Linked DNA regions of Homo sapiens: region 2 is linked to region 1. A link is an interaction called in ENCODE POLR2A ChIA-PET data of the cell type or tissue named here. Cell type or tissue: OCI-LY7. All regions are shown on one strand. Links, peaks and the distances in the headings refer to the core of each region. The heading gives the core; the rest is flanking DNA.

The links. ChIA-PET counts read pairs that join two places held together with the same protein. Peaks named below come from ENCODE experiments on the same cell type or tissue, not always from the same donor. Only the 100,000 strongest peaks of a DNase experiment are listed, where the experiment ranks them.
Region 2: POLR2A ChIA-PET joins it to region 1 with 6 read pairs; 2 of 35 experiments call an interaction of 5 or more read pairs at or near these places.

Annotation. Positions count from the first base shown.
Region 1 is chr4:749,991-754,990 of GRCh38, reverse strand. All of the region lies in intron 8 of PCGF3 (polycomb group ring finger 3), which reads right to left. It overlaps LOC124900163 (chloride intracellular channel protein 6-like), which reads left to right. Exons shown (of 2, transcript XM_047416474.1): 2 at 1-5,000. Among named protein-coding and RNA genes, the nearest start is that of PCGF3-AS2, 28 kb to the right of the region's middle. In OCI-LY7, for the core only: no CTCF peak of the experiment used is centred there; no DNase peak of the experiment used is centred there.
Region 2 is chr4:696,121-702,467 of GRCh38, reverse strand. No RefSeq gene overlaps it. Among named protein-coding and RNA genes, the nearest start is that of PCGF3, 6.5 kb to the left of the region's middle. RefSeq lists an enhancer at 1,174-1,674. In OCI-LY7, for the core only: a CTCF peak has its summit at 1,271 (motif pointing right); DNase peaks (open chromatin) are centred at 1,287, 2,907 and 3,407; H3K4me3 peaks cover 1,282 bases; H3K27ac peaks cover 1,987 bases.

The DNA of each region.
Region 1 (5,000 bases), core at 1-5,000:
GAGCTCCTTGTCCACCTGGAAGTGAAAAAGAGCCCAAGATCTGCCATCTGCATCTGGATCACCAGCGAATCCTGCAGGCTCCCTCCCTTTTAAATATGCCCCAAACCCAGTGCTGCACCCGCACCGCCACCTGCCTGGGCCTCTGGCTCAGACGCCTGCCTGGTCTCCGCATGGCCACCCTGGCCGTGCAGGCAGCTCACTGCAGAGCAGCTGCGCTAAGTGGCAACCCTCTGGGGATAAAGCCACGCCAGGCTGCATCCCACAGCACACCCCGATCTCACATCCCAACTGCCTCATCTCCCTCCTCTGGGTGAACAGCAAGTTCTCGCCACAGGCCCCCAAGGTCCCCAACCTCACCTCCAGCCTTACCCGTTCACTCTGCCCCGGACTCACCACCCACGGCACGTGGGGCAGCCTGGCACCAGGTCCCAGCTCACTACCTCCTGCCTCACCTCTACAGTCCAGGAGAGGCTCTTTCTACCCTCCGCCCCTTCTACCTCCAGGGGCTCTGGCCTGGATGGGTGGGCTCTCCGCTCCCCACCAGCCAACCCTCACCACGCCGGCTGCGAGGCCCTTGCAGGCAGAGCCCACTTCCAGCAGGCGTGCAGCAGGAGCAGGTGACCGGCTCTCGGGTGTGAAGTCCCAAGAGCACAGCGCGTGCCCGAGGGTGCGGACAGGAGCCAGTGGGCCAGGGAGGCACAACTCGGAGGAGTGAAAACAAACCACATTTCCAGCTCCAGACACAAGAGCCATTGGAGCCTCTGGAGGGCGGCAGGGACCCCACACCAGAACCCCCAGCCTGCTCAGGGTATAGGAGCCATTTCCCCTGTTTCTGGTGCTGGGACATCACACCCACCAAGTCAACAGGCCCGGTAAGGGTTTCCTAACTCTGCACGAGCGAAGATGAGCAGAGACCACACCAGCCCTGCAGTCCCACTGGGTCTGTGGGTGCCAGGACCACCAAAGACGGAGGCGACTCCTGCCAGGACCCAGAACGCCCCTGAAGTCCACTGGGCAGCTGCTCGCTCCAAGGGAAGCTGAATGTAGGGTTCGTAGAAGGTCAGAGTCTCGCTCTTGTTACCCAGGCTGGAGTGCAGTGCCTCGATCTCAGCTCACTGCAAGTTCAAGCGATTCTCATGCCTCAGCCTCCGAGTAGCTGGGATTACAGGCACCCACCACCATGCCCGGCTAATTTTTTGTATTTTAGTAGAGACGGGGTTTCACCTTGTTGCCCAGGCTGGTCTCGCACTCCTGAGCTTAGGCAATCTGCCCGCCTCAGCCTCCCAAAGTACTGGGATTACAGGCGTGAGCCACCGTGCCTGGTCCAGTCTTCTTTTTTTTTTTTTTGAGACCGGACTCTCGCTCTGTCGCCCAGGCTGGAGTGCAGTGGCGTGATCTCGGCTCACTGCAAGCTCTGCCTCCCGGGTTTACGCCATTATCCTGCCTCAGCCTCCGAGTACAGGTGCCCACGACCACGCCCAGCTAATTTTTTGTATTTTTAGTAGAGATGGGGTTTCACTGTGCTAGCCAGGATGGTCTTGATCTCCTGACCTTGTGATCCGCCTGCCTCGGCCTCCCAATATGCTGGGATTACGGGCGTGAGCCACCGCACCCGGCCAAGAGTCTTCTTAAACATTAAGTTCTAGGCCAGGTACAGTGGCTCACACCTGTGGTCCCTACTCGGGAGGCTGAGTTGGGAGAAGCACTTGAGCCCAAGAGGTCGAGGCTGCAGGGAGCTGAGATTGCACCACTATACTCCAGCCTAGGCAAGAAAGTAAGATCCTGTCTCAGAAAAATAAAAAAGCTCTAAAGTTCTGTTCTAACTTCCTTGCCATTTGCTCCGGGGCTTGTCAGCTCTGGGAGAGAAGGTGCCCATGCCCTCTCCTGGGCCACCTGGCAGCTCAGGTGTGTGAGCCATCAGCACCCAGAGGGGCCTCCAGTGAGGGCCGGGATCTGTCTCCCACTATCCAGGTAATGGAGCTAATCTCAAACACAAACCTTTGTGGTTCGACAGAGGACAAAGCCTACTGAAGTGAGAGAAGAGTTTCATCAGGGACGTGTTCAGAAGAGCCCTGGACAGACGGGCACCAGGAGGGCACTGGCAATCCCGAGGCTCTGAAAACGAAGATGGGCGGAGGCCGAGTGTTTGGATCTGACAGGGGCCTGAAGGCGGCGGGAATCTCTGGGGTTGCCCTGGCGGGGTCACAGCCACGCGCAGGCCCCTCCCGTCTGCCCAGCCTCAGTCTGGTGGGAAGACCCCGGGGGCCTGGAACCGGAGGAGGCTGCACACACAGGGGTCGAAGTCCATGTAGAGCCCCTGTATCCCCAAGACTGCATGGCCCCCCACCCCCGAGTCCCAGCGGACACTCAGGACCCCAGCTCAGGGCAGCAGGCCCGTCCCCCACCTCACTCCTTATCCACAAACCCCACCCTTGCCCGCCCGGTCCCCGGAGGCCTCAGGATGCCCACGCAAAGCCAGGCTCTGGAAGCAGCAGCTGGGGGAAAAGAGCGGAACAGCTGTGGCCGTGCATCCATGAAACCCGCCGGCTGCTCCCAAAGAAGTCAGGCTCCAGAAAGGAGAGTTCTGGAATTAAACAGACCGATGGCTTATACTTAAAAAAAGATGAGAGCAAAAAACAGCTGTGAAGCAAATGAGTCACCTGAGGCTAACCAAGAGGCTTCTGGCTGTGAAAGGAATGGGGTCACACAGAGAAGGTGGCAGATGCAGGGACTGCGGGAGGCAGAACTGAGAGGAGAAAGAACGACCAGGGACCTCAGGAGGGAACAGCAAGGGCAGTGGAAGAGGCGGCTTCGCCAGTTTCCAAACTCCCAAGGTCAAGTGTGGGAAACGCCATTCACCTGTGCAGGGGGCACCATCTTCCAGGAGGATCCCCATCCCCTCCCTCGGAAAACAGAAAGAAAGGCCCCGTCAAGTATTTTTGGTTTAGAAGACATCGTTGTGAGTAAATAAACCCGACACGCTTTTGCGTTGCTCAGCGATGACTAAACTTGCCTCTCTCAGGAAGATTCAGAGGAGCCACCAGTCCCAGGAGGCCTGTGCCTTGAGGCTGAGTGCCCACCAGTGGGGGTGGCAGCGAGGGGGCCTGCGCCCGTCAGATGATGGAGAAGAGGTCGGCTGTGAAGCCAGCGCGGCCGGCTGATGCCACCCTGAGCCTCGGCTGCTCTGAGTTGGCTGCTGAACAAACCTAGAGCTGGAGCCCAGCCAGGGGTGGGAGGGCCAGAGCCTCCAGGCACAGGCACAGCATCCACAGCTTCATGCCCTTTGGAGGGGCCACCGGGGGAGGGCACAAGGCTGAGAGCAGAAACATGGGCCTGGGTGGCAGGTGCTTCCCTCATATGTTTTTTTTTTTTTAATGCTTAGTATTAAAAGCACAGAATTTAATCAGTTCATCCGAGTGACTGAGGAGGGCTTAAGAGTTAAGAGAAGAAACGACTGTCTCTGGTGTGAGGGGGACAACACACAGCCCGTGACCGGCAGGAGCTCAGGGGCCACCGCACTGGGCTCAGAAGTGACGTGCGGACGTGGCGAAGCACAAATCCAAACACACCAGGAAGACACCAGAAACGGCCACAAAACCCATGCAACCTCCCGTTAAGCCTAAATAACTATAACGTCGCATCAAAACTTCAGTAAGATGAAGAAGCGATTCCTAGAATAAAATTAGTGTGAAATAAAATTTTAAAATTACCCAAAACAATCTGGAACAAACCCTCGGATGACTTCCCAAGTTTTGGAAGACGGAGATCAGGAACTCATCACGAAGTTATAGACGCGGATAATCCCACAAACGGACACGGAATCCAAGTTTAAGGGCAGCCACAAGAAGAACAGAAAGAGAATGCAAAATTCCCAAACCATTAGAGCAGAGAAAGAAGACACCAAAACCGGATCCAAGCCCTCATGGAGAGGGGAAAAAATGTATTCTCACAACAAAGACAACGGGTTAAACTCTCCTATCAAAGAGAACCTGAGATGTGTGCAAAAAAGCAAAGCAAAGGCCTCCGTAACACAGCTGAAACAAATGACAGGGAGGGTGGAAGCAGAGACCAACAGCAACTGTAGCGATGTTAGTACAAGAGAATCGGGGGTTAGAGCGAAAACACACTGAACAGGAAAAAAGAAAAAAAAAGAATCCACACTGGCAAAAGGTGCAAGTCATCAAAACTACGTAAGAACCATCAGCCTGCATAGCCAGCAGCACGGCTCCTAAGCAACACCGCGAGGTTACAGAGACACGGAGAAAACAAGAATCCACAAGAAAAACGACCGGACTTGGATGTCGGAGTTCACAATCTCCCAGGCTGCCTGCTTGTTTCTCATTCATTCAACTTAACACCTCAAAGTGCCTCACAAATAGGAAATCATTTAATCTTCATAAAAACCTCGAGGCAATCTCACCACCACCTCACGCCACAGACAGAGAAACTGAGGCAGAGGTAGGTCACTTGTGAAGGGCCACACCCTGGCTAAAGGCAGAGCAGGACGTGGGCAACTGGCCCCCGGGGTCCGCTTGTTTACCCACCACACCAACCAGCAAACTCAGCCAAAGGAAAATCACCCCAGGACCCCTGGAAAATCTGCACCCAAGTGAACAAGCAAGAAGATCTCAATCCCCCAAGGCAGAGATCCGTGTAGACAACACTCCCTGACCGCCCGGGAAGGAGACTAGAAAGAGGAGTGGATGGAACCCAAAAAGGCCACGTTACTCAAATGTTTCAGAACAAACTTCTCGATTAAAAAGGAACTCTGATGAAATTACAGCTTCTTTAGAAATGAATGCCAGTGAAAATATTATTCATCAAAGTCCGCAGGGAGCAGCCAGGAGCACACAGGAAACACAGCCGGAAATGCGCTTACAAAGACTTGGCGGGCACGTGGGCTCACGCCTGGAATCCTGGCACTTTGGGAGACTGAGGCAGGTGGACTGCTTCAGCCCAGGAGTTCAGACCGGCCTAGGCAACACAGCAAGACTCCATCC
Region 2 (6,347 bases), core at 810-5,809, 53 kb after region 1:
TGCAGCATAATGTATAACAGAAAAATTGAAAACATGGCCATCCACACGGTTAATCGGATACACTCTTGAACCTCCACACCTTGGATAGTGAATAAAGAAGAGATAAAGATAAAGAAGACTGATAAAGAAGAGACTGATGGTACCACACACTCTTACTTACAGAGTGACCTCCGGTATCCAGGATATGCTGTCCTGCGAGATGAGAAAAGGGCTCACAGTTGCTGCCATTTACCTGGAGCAGGGACCATTGAAGTTCTACCCATTTACCATTGAACATTCTACCCATTTGCCTGCCCTAAAAATGCTTTGTGGAGGCCAGTGTGGCTCACACCTGTAGTCCCAGCACTTTGGGAGGCTGAGGCGGGAGGATTACTTGGGCGCAGGAGTTTGAGACCAGCCTGGAATAACATAGTGAGACCCCATCTCTTTTCTTTTCTTTTCTTTTCTTTTCTTTTCTTTTCTTTTCTTTTCTTTTCTTTTCTTTTCTTTTCTTTGATATGGAGTCTCACACTGTCACCCAGGCTGGAGTGCAGTGGCACGATCTCGGCTCACTGCAGCCTCCACCTCCCACGTTCAAGCAATTCTCGTGCCTCAGCCTCTCAAGTAGCTGGGATTACAGGCATAAGCCACCACACCTGGCTAATTTTTGAATTTTTAGTAGAGATGGAGTCTTGGCATGTTGGCCAGGTTGGTCTCGAACTCCTGACCTCAAGTGATTCACCTGTCTCGGCCTCCCAAAGTGCTGGGATTACAGGCATGAGCCACCATGCCTGGCCCCTGTCTCTTAAAAAAAATAAAAAATAAAAAAATAAAAATAGGTGGGGTGCAGTGGCTCATGCCTATAACCCCAGCACTTTGAAAGGCCGAGACTGGTGGATCATTTGAACCCAGGAGTTCAAGACCAGCCTGAGCAACATGGTGAAACCCTGTTTATACTAAAAATAAACAACAACAAGTATCTGGGCATGGTGGTGCATGGTGGTGTGCATCTGTGGCCTCAGCTCCTTGGGAGGTTGAGGTGGGAGGATTGCTTGAGCCCAGCAGGTGGAGGTTGCAGTGAGCCGAGATTGCACCGCTGTACTCCAGCCCAGATGACAGAGGAAGACCCTGTCTCAAAATAAAATAAATAAATAAATAAATCCCTGTGGATTCTGGGAAGATGGTGGCAGTAGCAAGAATTTTGTATCTCCCCGAATTCCCTCATGAGACTCATAAAACTACAAGGCAGATCAAAACTGAGGTGCACAGCACTGACTGCAAAGCCAGAAGATGACGTATTTTCACACCAGGGGGAGGCAAAGCTCACAGCCTCAATCTCTGTGCCATCGGCATGTGTGTGCAGGGCGTGAGTTTACCCTCTTTCCCGAAGCAGCTGAAACAGTGGACAAAATACATCCAACGATCTTCAGACACTGGGCATCAGGGAGCACAGGACATGGTGCCTGAGAGAGGAGCAAATGGGGCGAGGCCTAAAGGAAGCCTCCTGGCTGCAACTCAGGGAGAGGAGCTGGGCGGAGGAGGCAAAGCTGGGAGTCAGGGAGGCCCACACACCAGAGTCCACAGGGCAGGGACGGAGAGGAGGGACTGCCCACAGCCAGAGCTCCAGGATGGGGCAGGCATGTGGGAGCTGCCCGGAGCTGGCAAGGACTCTGGAAAGAAGCTGGCGGAACAGGGCTGGGAGTCTTTGCACCCCCTCCGGCCCCAGGATGTCCTCGTCGTCCCAGGGGCACCAGGCAGGGCGGTCAGCTGTGGGACAGGAGCGAACTCTGCGCTGGTCCAGACTCCAAAGCTCAGAAGGCTGGAAGGACCAATGTGTCTCCAAGTAACTTGACTTTGTGTCCAGAGCAAAACACAGGGATATTTAATAGGAATGCAAATATACTCAGAACTCAACAGGGAAAGTGAACAACGCCTGCATCTAATCAAAAGTCATCAGACATGCAAAGAGGAAAATATGACCCGCGACGAGGAAGAAACTCCATCAGTGTGCGCCGGCCACGACTGAAGCCACTGATTGAAGCACAGTAAGGATGCTTGCACCACGAATGCATAATGCCACTGAAAAAGCTGCTGTGGATGGGTTCTGGGGCGCCAGCTTGTTATTTACAAAACTGGTGAAGGGTGGGCGTCAACCAGCCTCTCATCTTCCCTTATGCACACGACACCTCGGGGTGGCCAAAGATCTGGCGAGTGCTGGCTTCTCTCTAGGAACATTGCAGCTGGTAAATGAAGAAAGTATAGAATAAACTCTCCCCCGTCACAGCCCCAGTGAGATAATGACACAGGTAACAACCGTCATTGATATGAACATTACCAGAGAGACAGCCGGATGTCATGGGCCTCCTGGTAGGAAAGCGACACGGCTACAACGAGATCTTGCTTAAAAATCCACCCTGAATACAGGTGCAGCAGGTGCTCCGTCCCCCCACCCAGCCTCGCCCCTCTGGCTGCTCCGTGGGAGGCCCCCCAGTGGGTCTTCGTCCCAGGCCTTCTCTGGCTGGGGCCCACGGTGCAGGGGGAGCTCTCCCAGGGACTCAGGCAGCCCTGGGATGCACCTTTTCTTCAGCGTTGCTGTTTCTTCCCATTTCACACTCTCTGCCCCTTTCTGACTCCCTAAGGTGGTCGCCCGAGGAAAGATCCCAGCCCAACCCACCCCAAGCCCCTTAGCTCAGGCTCTGCTTCTTGGGGACCCACACTAAGACACTGATTAGGCCTCCGGGTCTCACACTGATTTATAGAATTCGGGGACAGGCGGGAGATGCCTTGGAATGTCAGCAGAAACTCTCAGGACTAGGAACTGTTTCTTCCACAACCAGCTGTGCAGGGGATTGAAGAAGATACAATGAGAGAAACAATCGAGAGGAAGTGAGTGTAGACCTATGGCTTGATTTGCATCCTGAGTCACGCAAACTGAAAACGAAACGAAGCACATTACGCAACAATCGTGGTGAGGGACACTGATTAGATATTTGGTAATGTTGAAAATCAGCCGGGCCCGGTGGTTCACGCCTATAATCCCAACCCTTTGGGAGGTCAAAGTGGGTGGATCACCTGAGGTCAGGAGTTTGAGACCAGCCTGGCCAACATGGTGAAACCCCATCTGTACTAAATATACAAAAAAAATTAGCTGGGCGTGGTGGTGGGCACCTGGAATCCCAGCTACCTGGGAGGCTGAGGCAGGAGAATTGCTTGAACTCAGGAGGCAGAGGTTGCAGTGAGCCAAGATAGTGCCACTGCACTCCAGCCTGGGCGACAGAGCGAGACTCCATCTCAAAAAAAAAAAAAAAAAAGATTGCCGCCCTCGCTTGCTGCTTGTGCCGCCTGCCCACCTCAGGCGCCCTTCAGTCTCCTTCCACTTCTCCCTCCAGACGCCAGGCCCCTCTGGGAGCCGGAAGTGCCCGCAGGTGCCCTGCAGAGGAGGCCTCATGGGAGTTTGTTGGGTGAACGCATCAGTGAATGCCTGTTTCAATCAACCAGGTGGAAATCTTGGAAATAAAATTTATAGTCCTGGACACACACGAAAACCAGTCCATGAGGTAATTCACAAACCAGTTGAAGAGCTTGGTGTGGCTGTAAGTGACGCTGCTGAGGACAGGGAGGCAGGGAAGCAGTGGAAGCGCAGGGGAGCCAGGCAGGGCTGAAATCGCAGACGTGATGATCTCACAAGAGCAGAGGAAGAGAGAGTCGTGAGGAGCTTCAGACTTGAGGACTAACCTGACTCTGCAGGTGGAGACGCAAACACCGTGCTAGGAACATGCTCGGACGCCTGGTAGGATGCCGGATATGGGGAGGCAGGACGCCCACAAAAGAGTCAGAAGAACCAGACCCTGAGCAGCTGGCACATCACCAACAACTGAACCCAAGTATCATTTAACCATCGCCGGAGAAATAATTCCAGCCGTTCACCTGTGTGTGTGTGTGTGTGTGTGTGTGTGTGTGTGTGTGTAGTTTTTTGTTTTGTTTTGTTTGTTTTCAGACGGAGTCTCGCTCTTGTCCCCCAGGCTTGAGTGCAGTGGCGCGATCTCGGCTCACTGCAACCTCCGCCTCCCGGGCTCAAGTGATTCTCCTGCCTCAGCCTCCTGAGTAGCTGGGATTACAGGCATGTGCCACCATGTCCGGCTAATTTTTTGTATTTTTAGTAGAGACGGAGTTTAATTTTGTATTTTTAATAGAGACGGGGTTTCACCATGTTGGTTGGGCGGGTCTCGAACTCCTGACCTCAGGTGATCCGCCTGCCTCAGCCTCTCAAAGTGCTGGGATTACAGGCGTGAACCACCGCGCCCGGCCTGTGTGTGCGTGTTTTTACACAAAACTAAAACTCAGCAATGACCACCAGAAAGCTGCGTGTGGTGTGGTGAGCAGGGAGCACGCTCTAAAGCCCCGGCCTGCTCAGAAGAGCCTGGAGACACTGCATGGACTTGGCCTATCTTGGAATAATGTGCAGTTAACTGTGTAGGTTAAACATCGAATGTCAACGGCCAGGCACGGTGGCTCGCGCCTGTAATCCCAGCACTTTGGGAGGCTGATGCAGGCGGATCACTTGAGGTCAGGAGTTTTGAGACCTGGCCAACATGGCAAAACCGTCTCTACTAAAAATACAAAAATTAGGCGGACGTGGTGGCACATGCCTATAATCCCAGTTACTTGGGAGGCTGAGGCAGGAGAATCCTTTGAACCCGGGAGGCGGAGATTGCAGTGAGCCGAGGTCGTACCACTGCACTCTAGCCTGGGCGAGAGAGGGAGACTCTGTCTCAAACAAACTAACTAACTAACCAATATAGAACACACCGCACAAAGAGCATCCAGTGTGGACTTCAGGATGGACTTCGGTTAAGAAGATCGTGTCGATATCGGTTCATCAATCCTAACAAAAGTACCAAACTCATGCGAGATGTAGATAACAGGGAAGTGGAGTGCAGGGTTTGGGGGAGAGAGGGGTATATGGGAACGCCGTACTTTCTGATAGATTTTTCTGTAAATCTAAAATTGCTCTGAAACATAAAGTCTAATAATTTTAAAAAGCAAATAAATGTAGCCAAAGAGTGCAAAACTAATATTCTGAAAGCTACAACTACAAACCATGACCAAAAGAATCTAAAGAAGGTCTAAGTAAATGGAAAGATGTCCTGCGTCCGTGGTGGGAAGACAATATTGTTAAGGTGTCTCCAACCTAATCATTCAACACAATCCATATCAAAGTCCTAATGAGCTTTTTTCAGAAATTGACAAGCTGATCCTAAAATTTATATGGAAATTCAGGGGACTCAGAATAGCCAAAACAACCTTAAAAAGAACAAAATTGGTTGGGTGCAGTGGCTCACGCCTGTAATCCCAGTACTTTCGGAGGCCGAGGCAGGTGGATCACCTGAGGTCAGGAGTTCCAGACCAGCCTGGTCAACATGGTGAAACCCCGTCTCTACTAAAAATACAAATATTAGCCAGACGTGGTGGCAGGCGCCTGTAATCCCAGCTACTCGGGAGGCTGAGGCAGAAGAATCGCTTGAACCCAGGAGGTGGAGGTTGCAGTGAGCTGAGATCGCGCCACTGCACTCCAGCCTGGGCAACAGAAGGAGCTCCATCTCAAAAAGAAAAACAAAACAAAAACAAAAAACAAAGATAGATGCTCATTTCCAACATATTCAATAAAAATTTGATAACATACACAAAGTAGTTATGCCACACTATACACAAAATGTTAGATATCAGTCATACCCACAGAGAAATTAGACACATACACTACACACAGGCATGTGCGCGCGCACACACACACACACACAATACCTACCTGCCAAAAGACAGGCAAAAACATTAAATACCCATCTCAAAGTTTTTTTTTAAATTTTATTTTGAGACGGAATCTCGCTCTGTCGCCCAGGCTGGAGTGCAGTGGTGCGATCTCCACTCACACTGCAAGCTCCACCTCCCAGGTTCACGCCATTCTCTTGCTTCAGCCTCCTGAGTAGCTGGGACTACAGGCTAATTTTTTGTATTTTTAGTAGAGATGGGGTTTCACCGTGTTAGTCAGGATGGCCTCGATCTCCTGACCTCGTCATCTGCCCGCCTCAGCCTCCCAAAGTACTGGGATTACAGGCGTGAGCCACCACGCCTGGCATTTTTTTTTTTTTTTTTTGAGACAGAGTCTTGCTCTATTGCCCAGGCTGGAGTGCAATGGCACGATCTTGGCTCATGCAACCTCCGCCTCCCAGGTTCAAGCGATTCTCCTGCCTCAGCCTCCCGAGTAGCTGGGATTACAGGTGCCTGCCACCACGCCCGGCTGATTTTTTGTATTTTTAGTAGAGATGGGGTTTCACTGTGTTAGCTAAGATGGTCTTGATCTCCTGACCTCG